4 separate regions of the Homo sapiens genome follow, and regions 2, 3 and 4 are each linked to region 1. The links are chromatin contacts, found by Hi-C or POLR2A ChIA-PET in ENCODE. All regions are on one chromosome and are shown on one strand. Each heading gives the region's core, a stretch centred on a gene start or an enhancer-like site at or near the end of the contact. The rest is flanking DNA. Distances are from core to core; before and after follow the strand shown. Region 1 holds the start of CD59 (CD59 molecule (CD59 blood group)). Region 2 overlaps ABTB2 (ankyrin repeat and BTB domain containing 2). Region 3 holds the start of PRRG4 (proline rich and Gla domain 4). Region 4 holds the start of DEPDC7 (DEP domain containing 7).

What was found. A loop is a pair of places that touch in the nucleus more often than their neighbours do. ChIA-PET counts read pairs that join two places held with the same protein, here RNA polymerase II (POLR2A). Pooled maps may share reads with other maps.
Region 2: a loop to region 1 is called in a pooled map of posterior vena cava, with 6 times the contacts of the local background. The contact joins the enhancer-like site here to the promoter of CD59 in region 1. A Hi-C loop is called at or near these places in 1 of 50 pooled maps. POLR2A ChIA-PET finds 5 or more read pairs at or near these places in 2 of 52 experiments (CD8-positive, alpha-beta memory T cell and activated T-cell).
Region 3: a pooled map shows a loop between it and region 1 (3-fold over the local background). The contact joins the promoter of PRRG4 here to the promoter of CD59 in region 1. A Hi-C loop is called at or near these places in 2 of 37 single-sample maps with no recorded cell type and 4 of 50 pooled maps. POLR2A ChIA-PET finds 5 or more read pairs at or near these places in 2 of 52 experiments (A673 and PC-3).
Region 4: a pooled map shows a loop between it and region 1 (2.2-fold over the local background). The contact joins the promoter of DEPDC7 here to the promoter of CD59 in region 1. A Hi-C loop is called at or near these places in 1 of 168 maps with a recorded cell type or tissue (CD4-positive, alpha-beta T cell) and 4 of 50 pooled maps. POLR2A ChIA-PET finds 5 or more read pairs at or near these places in 2 of 52 experiments (Caco-2 and activated naive CD4-positive, alpha-beta T cell).

The regions. Positions count from the first base shown.
Region 1 is chr11:33,735,162-33,737,953 of GRCh38, reverse strand. It overlaps CD59 (CD59 molecule (CD59 blood group)), which reads left to right and starts at 1,531. Exons shown (of 4, transcript NM_000611.6): 1 at 1,531-1,572. RefSeq lists a silencer at 1,413-1,882.
Region 2 is chr11:34,261,966-34,264,953 of GRCh38, reverse strand. The region is part of intron 1 of ABTB2 (ankyrin repeat and BTB domain containing 2); the gene reads left to right. Among named protein-coding and RNA genes, the nearest start is that of ABTB2, 95 kb to the left of the region's middle. Within about 2 kb of position 1,358, at least 12 of the 41 ENCODE cell types and tissues checked have a DNase peak (open chromatin) inside an H3K27ac peak, as active enhancers do.
Region 3 is chr11:32,828,503-32,831,488 of GRCh38, reverse strand. It overlaps PRRG4 (proline rich and Gla domain 4), which reads right to left and starts at 1,562. Exons shown (of 6, transcript NM_024081.6): 1 at 1,316-1,562; 2 at 857-981. The coding sequence starts at 959. It also overlaps a transcript of CCDC73 not described here. RefSeq lists enhancers at 866-925, 936-985 and a silencer at 1,406-1,785.
Region 4 is chr11:33,014,481-33,017,501 of GRCh38, reverse strand. DEPDC7 (DEP domain containing 7) reads right to left here and starts at 1,624. Exons shown (of 9, transcript NM_001077242.2): 1 at 1,474-1,624. The coding sequence starts at 1,546. LOC105376615 (a long non-coding RNA gene) reads left to right here and starts at 1,712. Exons shown (of 4, transcript XR_931167.2): 1 at 1,712-2,225. RefSeq lists silencers at 1,350-1,409, 1,730-1,779.

The DNA of each region.
Region 1 (2,792 bases), core at 282-2,781:
AGACAGTTACTATATGATTTTCCCTGCAAGACATTCAGTAATCTATGATTCCCCCTGCTTAAATTTTATCTCATGCCTTCTTCCCTGACCAGTTCAACACAAGCAGCCCTGAGATGTAATATCTTCTCACCCTGACCCTCAAAGTGTGTCTCATGCTTTCTAACAGAGGCCATCCTCTTGGAGGAAGACTTGTACTTTTGGCCTGTAGCCCCACCCTCCCTCCTATGGCGTTCTTACAGTCAGTTCTGCAGTGAGTGGGACACTTTCCAAATATAATAGCAAATGGAAACTTCTAATTACATCTGCACATAAAACTAATGTTCCAAATGGTGGTTGCGGTTCTGGTGAGTGCTTATAATTTTTTGTTACCTCAGCATCCATTTTTGAATATGTTTAACTTTTAATAACAGAAGCAAGTCTCAGTCACCATTGACAGTTTCCAGTACTATACCCCACGCAAATGGCTCTAGCTGGTGGCCAGAGATAAACATGCAGTGATGTGATAACAGGGCACTACTGCAGCTTCAAACTCTGGTTCAAGTTCCTCCCACCTCTGCCTTTTCACCTGCTTGCTTTTAAATCCACCAGTTAGAGCTCTCCAGAGGAAACCTAACTGGATAAAGTTGCTGGCCCAAAGGTCCGTTCCTCCCTTCCCTCTCCCTGTTCTCCCTGATCTCCGTGTGTGTGTGTGTGTGTGTGTGTGTGTGTGTGTGTGTGTCCTCTAGGCAAGCTGTGTACCACCCAGGGTCCGTAAGTACTAAAAACTCTTAAACTTTCACACCGCTGTGTTATTGAAACCATGCCTACAATCCAGTCCCTGAGGCGAGGCCACCCTGAAGGGACAGACTCATGCAGGCGGATCCCCTGGTCTTGCTCTTCTGTCCCTGCCTCTGGTGGCTGCTGGGGAACAGTAGCTACCAGCTAAGTTGATAGAGACACTCGAAGAGGTTCATTCAAAACACTGGTCCCCGAGCAGCCCAGTAAGCTTTTAAACGCATAACATTTTGTTTGGGTCTCAAACAAGTCACAAGGCACGGATACGGATGCGGCTGTGGCTGATGGCTATTTGGATGCTGCCCAAGCCTCGCAGTAGGAAGCAGCTTCAGACTGCAGCAGGGCCGCATAGCCCGATAGCCAGGCCCTGGGGCACCCAGGGCACCAGCAAGACGCACAGAAACGTTTTGAAAAACATTTTAATATACTTAAAAAAAAAGTAAAAGGGAAAATCAGAAGTCTTTGGAAGTTTCCTACTGTTTTTATGTCCCATAGCAAATCCGAGGAGGACGCCCCAAACTTTCAGTTCCCTGGGGTTTTGAAGGTGCTCATTGGGTCCTGGCCACCCGGCCTTCTCAGAACCTGGGCCAGGAGGCTGAGCTCCGCGCGGGGGTGGAGGGAGAGGAGGAGGTTCCTGCCGAGGTGCGGCTGCGCGGTGCGGGAGCCGGGAGCCTGGGAGGGCAAGGGCATCCTGAGGGGCGGGGCCGGGGGGCGGAGCCTTGCGGGCTGGAGCGAAAGAATGCGGGGGCTGAGCGCAGAAGCGGCTCGAGGCTGGAAGAGGATCTTGGGCGCCGCCAGGTAAGAAGGCCCGAAGGCCTGCTGGGGTTTGGGTGAGCCGAGCCGAGGTGGCGGCGGCAGTCTGGGCCCGGGCGGAGGGTCTGTGGGGGCTACCCCCGTCCTCGCTTTCCACTCGACCCCTGCCGGGCGAGCCTCCCGAGGCCTGGCCCTTCCAACCCGTCACCGCGGCCCGGTGTCCTAGCCGAACGCTGGCTTCATTTTATCTACGAGGAAGGAGAAACGGGGAGCGCGCCCTCTCCCAGAAGCAGCCCCGTTACCCCCGTCGCGCCCCCCATTCCCTCGGGGGCAGCCTCGCACCCGGGCCCCTGCCATCGCTTTCGTCTCAAGGGAAGCTCTAGCGGTCCAGAGAAACTGCGCCGGGGGAAAGGCCAGCCCTCCGTGGTCACGGCAGTTCCTCTCTCCCCTCGCGGTCTAAATGTGTAATTTTGAAAAGCAGGTGTCGGGCGAAACGGACTTTTTTTTTTTTTTGAGATGGAGTTTCGCTGTTGCCCAGGCTGGAGTGCAGTGGCGCGATCTGGGTTCACCGCAACCTCCGTGTACCGGGTTCAAGCGATTCTCCTGCCACAGCCTCCTGAGTAGCTGGGATTACAGGCATGCGCCACCATGCCTGGCTAAATTTTGTATTTTTAGTAGAAACGGGGTTTTCCCATGTTGGTCAGGCTGATCTTGAATTCCTGACCTCGTGATCCGCCCGCCTCCGCCTCCCAAAGTGTTGGGATTACAGGTGTGAGCCACCGCGCCCGGCCGAAACGGACGTTTTAAGTACAACGTGATGTTTTGTTTTCTTGGGTCGGCTCGGGCCGCACCCTTCTTAGAGTCTGACTGCTGACTTTTCAAAAAACAACATTAACCCGGGAGGCTGAGGTAGCGGTGAGCCGAGATCGCGCCATTGCCCTACTGCCTGGGCAATAAGAGCGAGACTCCGCCTCAAAAACGAACAAAACCCACAAAGAACAAACAAAAAAAACCAACATTAAGCAGTGTGCCTTTTATGGCCGTTTAGTGATACCCAGGCTCTTCACTGGTCATTTCTGGAAGTATTTAACAGCACTTGATGGGTAAAACAATAGGCTTCACTTCACAGGGTGGTTGAGATGATTGACGGAAAGCGCTCAGCACAAACGCGGCGGCTGCTAATTATTTCAGGTACCCTGCGATCCCTGAGCAGTTGTTCAAGTTCTCCACTCCTGGCGGTTTACTCCCAGTTCCCTGAAGAAGGC
Region 2 (2,988 bases), core at 109-2,608, 530 kb before region 1:
ATCCCTCATTTTGGTGACCAAGGACATTGAATAGGAGAGATATTGTGAAATCTTTGAGCTCAAAGTTTTAGAGGAGAATGAAGCCAAGCCCCTGTTCCGAGGATGAGGAAGTGGGGTCGGGATGAGGAGGGGTCTGGCCAGGGCCAGCAGGCATTACAGGCTCGGGCCAGCAGAAATGTGGCATTCACCCTGGACTAGCTGTGGGACACGCTTCGAACAGTTTAATGTCCCAGGAGGGATTGAAGTGTGGCCAGTCCATGCCACCCACCACTGGTCCCAGAACAGGGAGAGCATTGTAGTTGACTATTATATTGGCTTTGAGTCTCCGTTTGGGCTTCTTTGATCAGCTTGGGAGAAAACTGAAAGAAAAAGGTAGACAAAGTAACCACCCAACTCAGCTAAATTGCTGGCAGCAAAAAGTCAAAGAAAATCAGATTTTCTGAGCAAGTTTGAAAGGTCTCCCTCGAGTAGCTGGGCAAATTCCCATGGATCTGGGCCATGAAGCAACATTTCCAAAGGCATTGGTCTGCTCTTGCTTCCTCTGTGTTATGGCAGAAACACTGGCTGTATCCAGACCTCTGACCGTTCTTCCTGTCCACAGCACAGAGACACATCGCCATGTGCCTGATGTGCTGCCATTGAATCCTAGGGATGGTGTGAATTGAAGAGCCCATCTCACAGAGGAAGAAACTGAGGCCGAGAGAGCTAGGGAAACCCTGCTTTGAACTCTCGGCCTCGAGACTGCTCACTATACTCCCTATTCAGGGCTTCCCTCCAAGCTGCTTCTAGAAGATCAGATGTGTTTGGAGACTCTCCTGATGGCCCTAAAACTCTCGCCCTTTTTCTCCTGCTGGAGAAGCCTAGTAAGAAGGCCTGTGTTACTTCCCTTAGAGAAAACATTGGGAAACTTACCCTGGAAGACCACTGATCTCACAGAGCAAAGCCAGCCAAACGTCAGACTCCATAAAGACGTCAGCATGTTAAGGAGAACCGTCTGGGCCTGCAGTACTCACACACACCAGCCTTGTTAGCAGATGGGTTTATGTTCTCCCTCCCGTGCCACAAATTGCAACCTCCATGGCAGATACCAGTGGGGGACTGGGGTCGGGCCTGAGGACAGTGTCTTGCGCATGCCTGATGTGTGTCGTGTGTCACTTTGTGGGCTAGGAGATAGGGCTCCTGGGGGTAGGTCAGCCCATTCATCCTTGTTTCCCTACTGTGCCTAGAATTGAGCTCTGTCCCCAGAGGGTGCCTACAACATGCCTAGGGAATGAGTCCCTGGGCTGGTAATGGAAACTCTTAACCCACTGCTGCACCTGGCTGGCTTCCCAGCCTCTGCAAGAATGAGTCAGCCACCTGCAGGAGAGCCTCAGGGAAGAGCCTAGCACTTCCAATCCAGATAAGCTTTGGCTACCTGGGCCTGTGACAAGTGACAATAAAAGGAAAGCCTGAGCAGACCTGTGTTTATAAGCATGAGGGAGGGGTCTGCACTCAGGTGTGCTAATTAAAAGCTGAGAACCTGCAAAAGAACTTATGTTTAAACCACACCTCCTCTCTCCATCCACCCTGCCTTATCCTGCTGGTTGCTTTTGTTGCAATAAAAAGCCGATTTTATTTCCCCCACAGAGCCTTTGTTAATGAATTTCTAACCAGAACCTAAAGTTAGGGAATGTGAAGGGGGAGTGTGGCCCTCATGCAAGCGCATGCACACATATGGACTCTCACACGTAAGACCAAACACTCCATGGCTCCTCTCTGTGTCCCCCCAACCCCCACCAAAAGCAGCATTTCTTGAGAGATGGACCCTTAACCTCAGTGTATCCAAGGCCCAAAGGACCTAATGAAAACCAGAGCTACCACCAAAGCATTTCTGATGCTAAACCGGCCTCCGGAGTCCTTTAGCATCAGGGCCCTGGGCTGTGAGTGAGCTCAGTTCAAAACAAATCTGGGGCCCATTATCTCCCTGGCCTGATTTCGTCTCCTGTGGCTGCCCTATTAGACCTTTCCTGGCATGATGACATGTTTTGCCGGGTCCTTCTCCTTTGTCCAATTTCCAGGGCAGTGTTTAGGCAGCTCAAAGTAGAGCGCAGTGCTGGGTACTGACCTCCTGGGCACCTGAGGGTTTGCAGGTGACAATCGCCCACAAGAGGTGGCAGGAAGTAGGATGGTGTTGACCTGGCAAGCTCTGGTGGAAGCCCTTGAGAAAACAGTATTGCATTATTGTCACTGTTAATAATGGCCCTTTATTTGAGCTTTGCTAGGACAATGCTCTAAACAAAGCTGAGAGGAAGAAACAGTCCCTGCTGTGGGGCCTTGTAATTTATCAAGGCTAATGGAGGAAGAAAAATCCACTGGGGAAAGATTGTGGGGGTGGGCTGGCGATAGATTTGATTGTTGCTGGAGGTGTAATTGGACGATACCCACAGCCTAGCTATGCATCCCTATTTGCTTTGTTGCAACAGGACTGTGTTTCTAGCCCCTCCTTTGTCTTGTCTAGTTCCGCTGGATCTGAGTCCCTTGAAGGCAGATTGAGGTCTAAGTCCTGGATCTGATGTAGCAGCATGACCTCAAGCGGGTTCCTTTACATCTGAGCCTTAGGTTTCCTCGTCTGCAGGGGAGGTACCCAGATTGGAAATCATGAGAGTCCAAGCCCCTTAAATTGCTAAAGGAATACTAGCTGCCAAAAACAGATGACAAAAGTATTGAGGAAAGAGGACTTGCTAGAAGTGTCTTTGCATTTCTTAGAGGATCCAAATCCCAAGGTTGGACCTAACTGAGGCCACCATTTACTGAGAGTGCAAGCATCAAACCTGTTGCATCTCTGGACATCATTTATTTCTCTATCAAAGAACTGTTGCAAGAATGGTTGCCTCCCACCTTTTCCACACAAGGATGTGAGTCGGTGTTGTTTTCTTGTTGGGTGCTGGACTCACTGTACCAGGGGTATGGTGGCATTTCAGGGCTGGAAGGCCTCTATGAAAACCAGCA
Region 3 (2,986 bases), core at 313-2,812, 910 kb after region 1:
CACACACAAACACAGCTGTATTAATCATTAATAAAGTCAGTTAGGAGTACTAGTGTAACAGATCCTTCCCAAATGAAAATGAGCTGAGAATCGGATCTGATGAGAAGGGATAAGAGACAGGAATGTGTGGGGACGTGGATCCAGAGTACTGACACTGAGTGGGGAAGCACCATGAATAGTCAGGGAGAAGGATGCTGAGAGACAGAGGCTTTTTTTTTCTTCTGGTTTTACTAGGTTAGGCTTTTAAGATATAGGCAGGAAACAAACTGTTAATGATCTGAAACCTAAAAACTGTGGACTTCCAGGTTAGCAAGCCCCAAACCTAATCTTTTCTCAACTAGCTGCTTTTATCTAGACAACTAGACCATCTGAAGTCAAAAAGGACCTCAGAGATCATTTTACGCCCCACCCGCATCACTTTTACAGATGAAGACATTCAAGCCAAACGGGATTAAGTTATCTCGCCCAGGGTCTCGCAAGTCCAGACTAGATCCTGGACTCCCCGTTCGCCTCTCCAGGAAGAACAAGTAATTATGCTTATTATAATCGCCACACAGCTTCATCTAGAGAAATGTCACTCACTGATTTTCAGAAGCTGAAATAGGTTTTCCATTCAATTAACCACAAACTAGGTCTTACGTATATACTTATTAAAGGAGACTCACAGACATCAAATTCTATAAATTGCAGTTAAAGAACATAAAAAAACACAACCTTGCCAAATATGCCACAAATTAAACTAAAGGATATTTTAGTGTTTCTATGATTGCTGGGGGTATGTAATTTCAAATACTGCACTTTCTCACTGAGATCTGTGCTATGCGGCTCTGGGTTCCAGGGACGTTTTAGTGCTTACCTTCTTCTCCCGCATGCTTAGAAGCCTTTGGACCTCTTGCGCAATGAGGAAACCCCAGGGTAACTGTGGGCAGTTGGCTGAGTAGAACCAGAAGCGTAAACATAGTCTGGCAACTGTCAAACAAACTAAAACAAACAAAAAAAAATATTAAAAAAAAAAGGCCCCTAGCTCAGCACTTTGAGTTTCTGTCGAACTGAATCACCAACCTGTTGTACTCAAAGCCTAGGCGCAAGAGCGCCCGGCGCGCGGTTTCGGTCGCCGGAACCCGACGCGCGCCCAGGAAGCAGCCCCTGAGAGCGCCTGGGACAAACGCCGTGCCCAGTGACCCTGCCGAGGGCTGATCGGGCACCTGTCGCCGCGGGCAACCCTCGCTATGTGTTCGAATCCAACCCAGTCCGCCGAGGTGGCCCCTTCCAGGTAACCCCCTCCCCGCCGAGGTCCTGCCGCCAGGCCTCGTACCTGTGTCCCCCCGCACATGTTCCAGCAGCCCCCGGGCCAGAGGCTCTTCTTGGGGCGGTTCCTTCGGCCGCCAGGCCCTCGGTCTCCGGCGCCCTCAAACCTCGGCGACGCTCCGGGCCTCGCTCTCCGCAGGGTCTGGATGGCCCCCGCGCGCAAACCTGGGAAGGGCCTGGGGTTCGCAGAGGGGCGCCCGGGGAACACGCGCGGGGTGAGGTCCTGCCTCGGTCCGGGGAGGCGGCCGACGGAGGACGGGAGGAGGCGGCTACCTGGGGACACCTGGCCGCGCCCCACCTCCCGGGGGCCGGGCCTACCTGCGGCGAGCGGGCGGGCAGTGGGCCGGCGTCTCCCGGGAGCCCGCGCTGCGCTCTCAGCCGCCCCAGCTTCTGCCCCATCCCCGGGCGGGCCAGCCGCCTGCCGCCAGTTCTGGCCCCGCCTTGGCGGCGCGGGTGGCTGCTTTTCGATTTGTGTCTGCACTCGGCGTTCTCAATGATCCTAATTCAGGAAGCATTTCGGTTCTCAGTCTTAAGCAGAGCGCCCTCGGCGCGTCCAGGGCTTTTCGCTTTGGGTCCCACTGGGCCAGGAGTCCTGTGGTTACCTTAGGTCAACTGTTCTCAAAAGGGTGGTCCGGGGACGAGGACAAGATATTCATCAGACAAAATACCCTTTATTCGTGATAAGAAATGGAAATGACCTTACAAGTAATTGATTACATTGGTTCTCCAATGGTGGTCCGCCAGGTCTGGGATGTCTCCAAGATCTTTTCCAGGGGTCTCTGAGGGCAAAACTATTTCCATTATAGTAACAATAAATGATTTGCCATTTTCACTTTCATTCTCTCAAGAGTGTACAGTGGAAATTTCCAGGGGCTATTTGAAGTGTAATAACGTCATCATTCTGTCTCCTAATAGAATACCTGAGTGAGCGTGCTTGTATTTTCTGGTATTTTCCATAGTAGTATGTTTACATTATCAGTATGTACATTTTATAGAGATTTATGTAGATTTATAGAGATTAATAAAATTTGTTCTCAGTACTTGTGAACTTAATTTTTTTTCTTTCCTTTTTTCTTTTTCAGAGTAGGGGGTCTCACTTTGTTGCCCAGGAACTCCTGGGCTCAAGAGATCCTCCTGTCTCATCCTCCAGAGTAGCTGGGACTACAGGTGTCCACCAACTCTCTTGGCTACTGCTTTTGTACTTTGATTAGTTCTATTTGTTCATATCTACTAGGATAGCTATAACCTCATTTTTCTGAAGTAATTATCTTGAAATCTTGATCTTTTCCTTGAGTCTATGCATAAACATAACAAAAAGTAAGCTTTGTTGTCTTGATTTCAAATAATATTTTGAAAATTTCTCAGTTTTAATGTTAGATAATAAATATCATTAGATAAAATTCACATAAGTGAAAGCTCTTTGGGGTCCTTGATAATGTAAAAGAGCGTAAAAAGGTCTTGATTAAAGACTTCAAAAACTGCTGCATCAAGTAATGAAGGCAGCAGGTGGACAGAGTACCTATGCCAGGTGATGGTCACATCCTTCTTTATCCAAAGAACGTGCTTAACAGTTCTTTGAAACACTATTTATGCTTTGGTCGAAGTGGTCTGGCACTTGCTGGGGACCAAGGGAAACATTTTTTCCCCCTTCATTTTTTTTTTTTTTTTCTTGAGACAG
Region 4 (3,021 bases), core at 375-2,874, 720 kb after region 1:
CTGATAACCAGCACTTCAACTCTTCCCTTAGAGAGTTATCTACTTAATTTCTGAATACATACTTCCTTACACCATCTAAGAACCTGTTCACAAATGCCCAAAGCTCCAGAATTGGTATTTCAGCTATTAGAGAAAACAGGGTACCATGTTTTTATTTTAAGCAGGTGACATTTGGGAATTTCCTTCACTGAGTAAGTGGGCCCAAAAGATTTCTCAAGACTGTTTTCAATGTCATTTGGTTTTAAATTCCCAAATGTCTTAGCATTTGTCTTCTCTTCACAACATAAATCAAGGAGACATTCTCAATGTGGCCACTATGTGCTTACCTGAATCCTTTACATGGAAGCAGACTAAGGTCAATATTATGATTTTTCTTAGAAAAGGACAAGTGAAAAATGGTTCTCTACCATAATCTGTCGTTAGCATTTTGAAGATTAAAATGAGCATTAGTGAGTAAGTCAAACACAAGAGTGGGGCCACTGAGAAGCACCCATTTGACCCAGAGGAAGGAATCACAGTTTCACTGGTTGGTGTTTTTACAAATGAAAGGCTTTTGTCAGAAAGGGAACTAATTCCTACGACATCCCAGACTGGAGCTCCAGAAAGGGGAAAAAGTTGTAACTTAACCAAAAGAAAAAAGCCAAGGGTTATCTGAGTATCTTAACAGTTATCTGAGTCACCCCTATTAACTGGGTTGTAGATCTGCTATAACCAGCATTTTAGAAGTGATATCCGATTCTCTTCATGTGTTTGAACATTTAAAGAAACCAGAATCCTAAATCAACTGCCCCCAAAAGACACGATTAGGCCCGTGGCAGAATTTGCCAACTTCCCTCCTAATTTCATGTAACTGTTTTTTTAGCCAAAAACTTCTATTCACTAAAATACTGCTTATACATAAAGTGTTAATAAATACCTTTTATGCCAAATTCCTGCCAGTAGAACTCACATAAACCTCTCATCCCTCCCAGGAAGAGTCTGGGGAGACAAGCTGACTCTTGACTCCTAGCAGTCTGGAGAACAAAGTGGGCAAGGGAGGAGCTCGGCCCCTGGCCATACTGTGTCGTCAAGGTTTGTGGTTGAGACAGGGGGCAAAGAACTACACAAATTCCAGATACCACACTTGTCACCGGTAGCACCGCGGAGCATATCCCGGAGCTCCCCGGCGCGTGCCTGGCACGTTAGCGGGCGCACAGACCAACGCGCGGTCAAGTTGAGAGTCTGGGTAGAAAGAAAAAAGCTGGGCTGTGCGGGCGGGCTCTGCCGCTTGCAGCCCACCAGCCAGAGAGGAACTCGATCCGCCCGCTCGGCGGGGGCGTTGGCCAAGTGGTCGCAGCTGTGCTGTGCTCGCCCAGCCGGCCGTTGACAGGCGCAGGCGGCCGAACGCCCCACGCCGCCCGCCCCGCGCCGGGACCCAGCCCGCGCACCCCAGCCCGCCCCGCGCCATCCCAGGCGGCAGTCCTCGGCACCTACCCGGAGGCCTGTGCGCGGGGCTGTGGAGAGCCGAGAGGTTCAGCGCAGCAGCCTTCTCCTGCACGGTGGCCATGGCCCTTGCTCCCCGGACGCCAACTCCTCCAGCAGCTTCACAGCTCCCTAGCTCCCTGAGCGCCCGTCTGTTAACTGTGCGGGGCGTGGCTCCCTGCAGGCCCCGCCCCCGCTGCCGGTCACGTGTCTCTCTGGCAACCACTGAACGTAGCCCGCGGCGCCAGCGATCCAAGTTTCCTCGGGCGCGATGCCACGCGAGCGGTGGTCGGGGACAAAGCGGTTCCCTGGGCCGGCACTACGCGGCCCGCGGCTCACACCAGCGGGATTCGAACCGCGGCCTGCCGTAGATTAACTCGGGACCAGGCCGGGCGCGGTGGCTCACGCCTGTAATCCCAGCACTTTGGGAGGCCAGGGCAGGTAGAGCACCTGAGGTCAGGAGTTCGAGAGCAGCCTGGCCTACATGGCGAAACCCCTTCTCTACTAAAAATACAAAAATTAGCTGGGCTTGGTGACAGGCGCCTGTAATCCCAGCTACTCGGGAGGCCGAGGCACAAGAATCGCTTGAACTCAGGAGGCGGAGGTTGCAGTGAGCCGAGATCCACCACTGCACTCCAGCCTGGGCGACACAGCGAGACTCCGTCTCAAAAAAAAAAAAAAAAAAAAAAGAAATAGAAAAAGTCGGGAACCTGGCAAGCTGCCTAACTGCTCTGTGCGTCGGTGTCCTCACCTGTGATGCGGGGGTAGGTTTAGTACCTGCTTCACTGAGATGTTTGTTTGTTTTTTAACGAGGTTTATAGGAACCAATTCAGGTTCAGCATTTAGTAACTGCGTCCGGAACGTAAGTGCTTAAAATTATGTCATAGTAGTAGTAGTAATAGTGATAATAACAATAATAATCGAGTTTTTCAGACATCCCTACCTGTGCAGAACAAACAAATCCTATGTGGCCCAGGAGAGCAATGTCTAGAGGTCACAGGAGGGCAGCAACGAAAGACCCTGGGACTGGCTGCCAGGAAATCTGTGCTGCCTCCAAAGGAACTGTGGGTCGGGTGGGTAGGGACAGTTTGCTGCCGGTTGGAGTGAAGGTGAGGAGAGAAAAGGAGGAAGGGCTATTAATGGGACACATCTTAGTTACTTGGAAGTTGAAGCCAGGCCAGGGATCCAATGCTGGATACCTCTGAAAGGATGAGTGGTCTTAGAGACCAATAATCCAATTGCCAGACACTTGCCCTTTTTTTTTTCTTTTTTTTCAAGTTTGGGAATTTTGCAATGATTTTCAAAACGATTATGACGTCTTCTTAGAAGGAGGATGCTTGTGTGATTTAGGTGTAAATTAGAATGGTGTTTAAGTGGGAGTTCATTATTTAGCTTATTGGAAAGAGCTTCTACATGGGATTGTTTCAGAGAATACATACTAAGAAGCTGCCCCTGGGGACTTGGGTTTGTGGGTGGGAGGTGGGGGCCAGTTGCTGCTGCTTAGTGTTAGAAAAAGCTGGCCAGGCACGGTGGCTCACGCCTGTAGTCCCAGCACTTTGG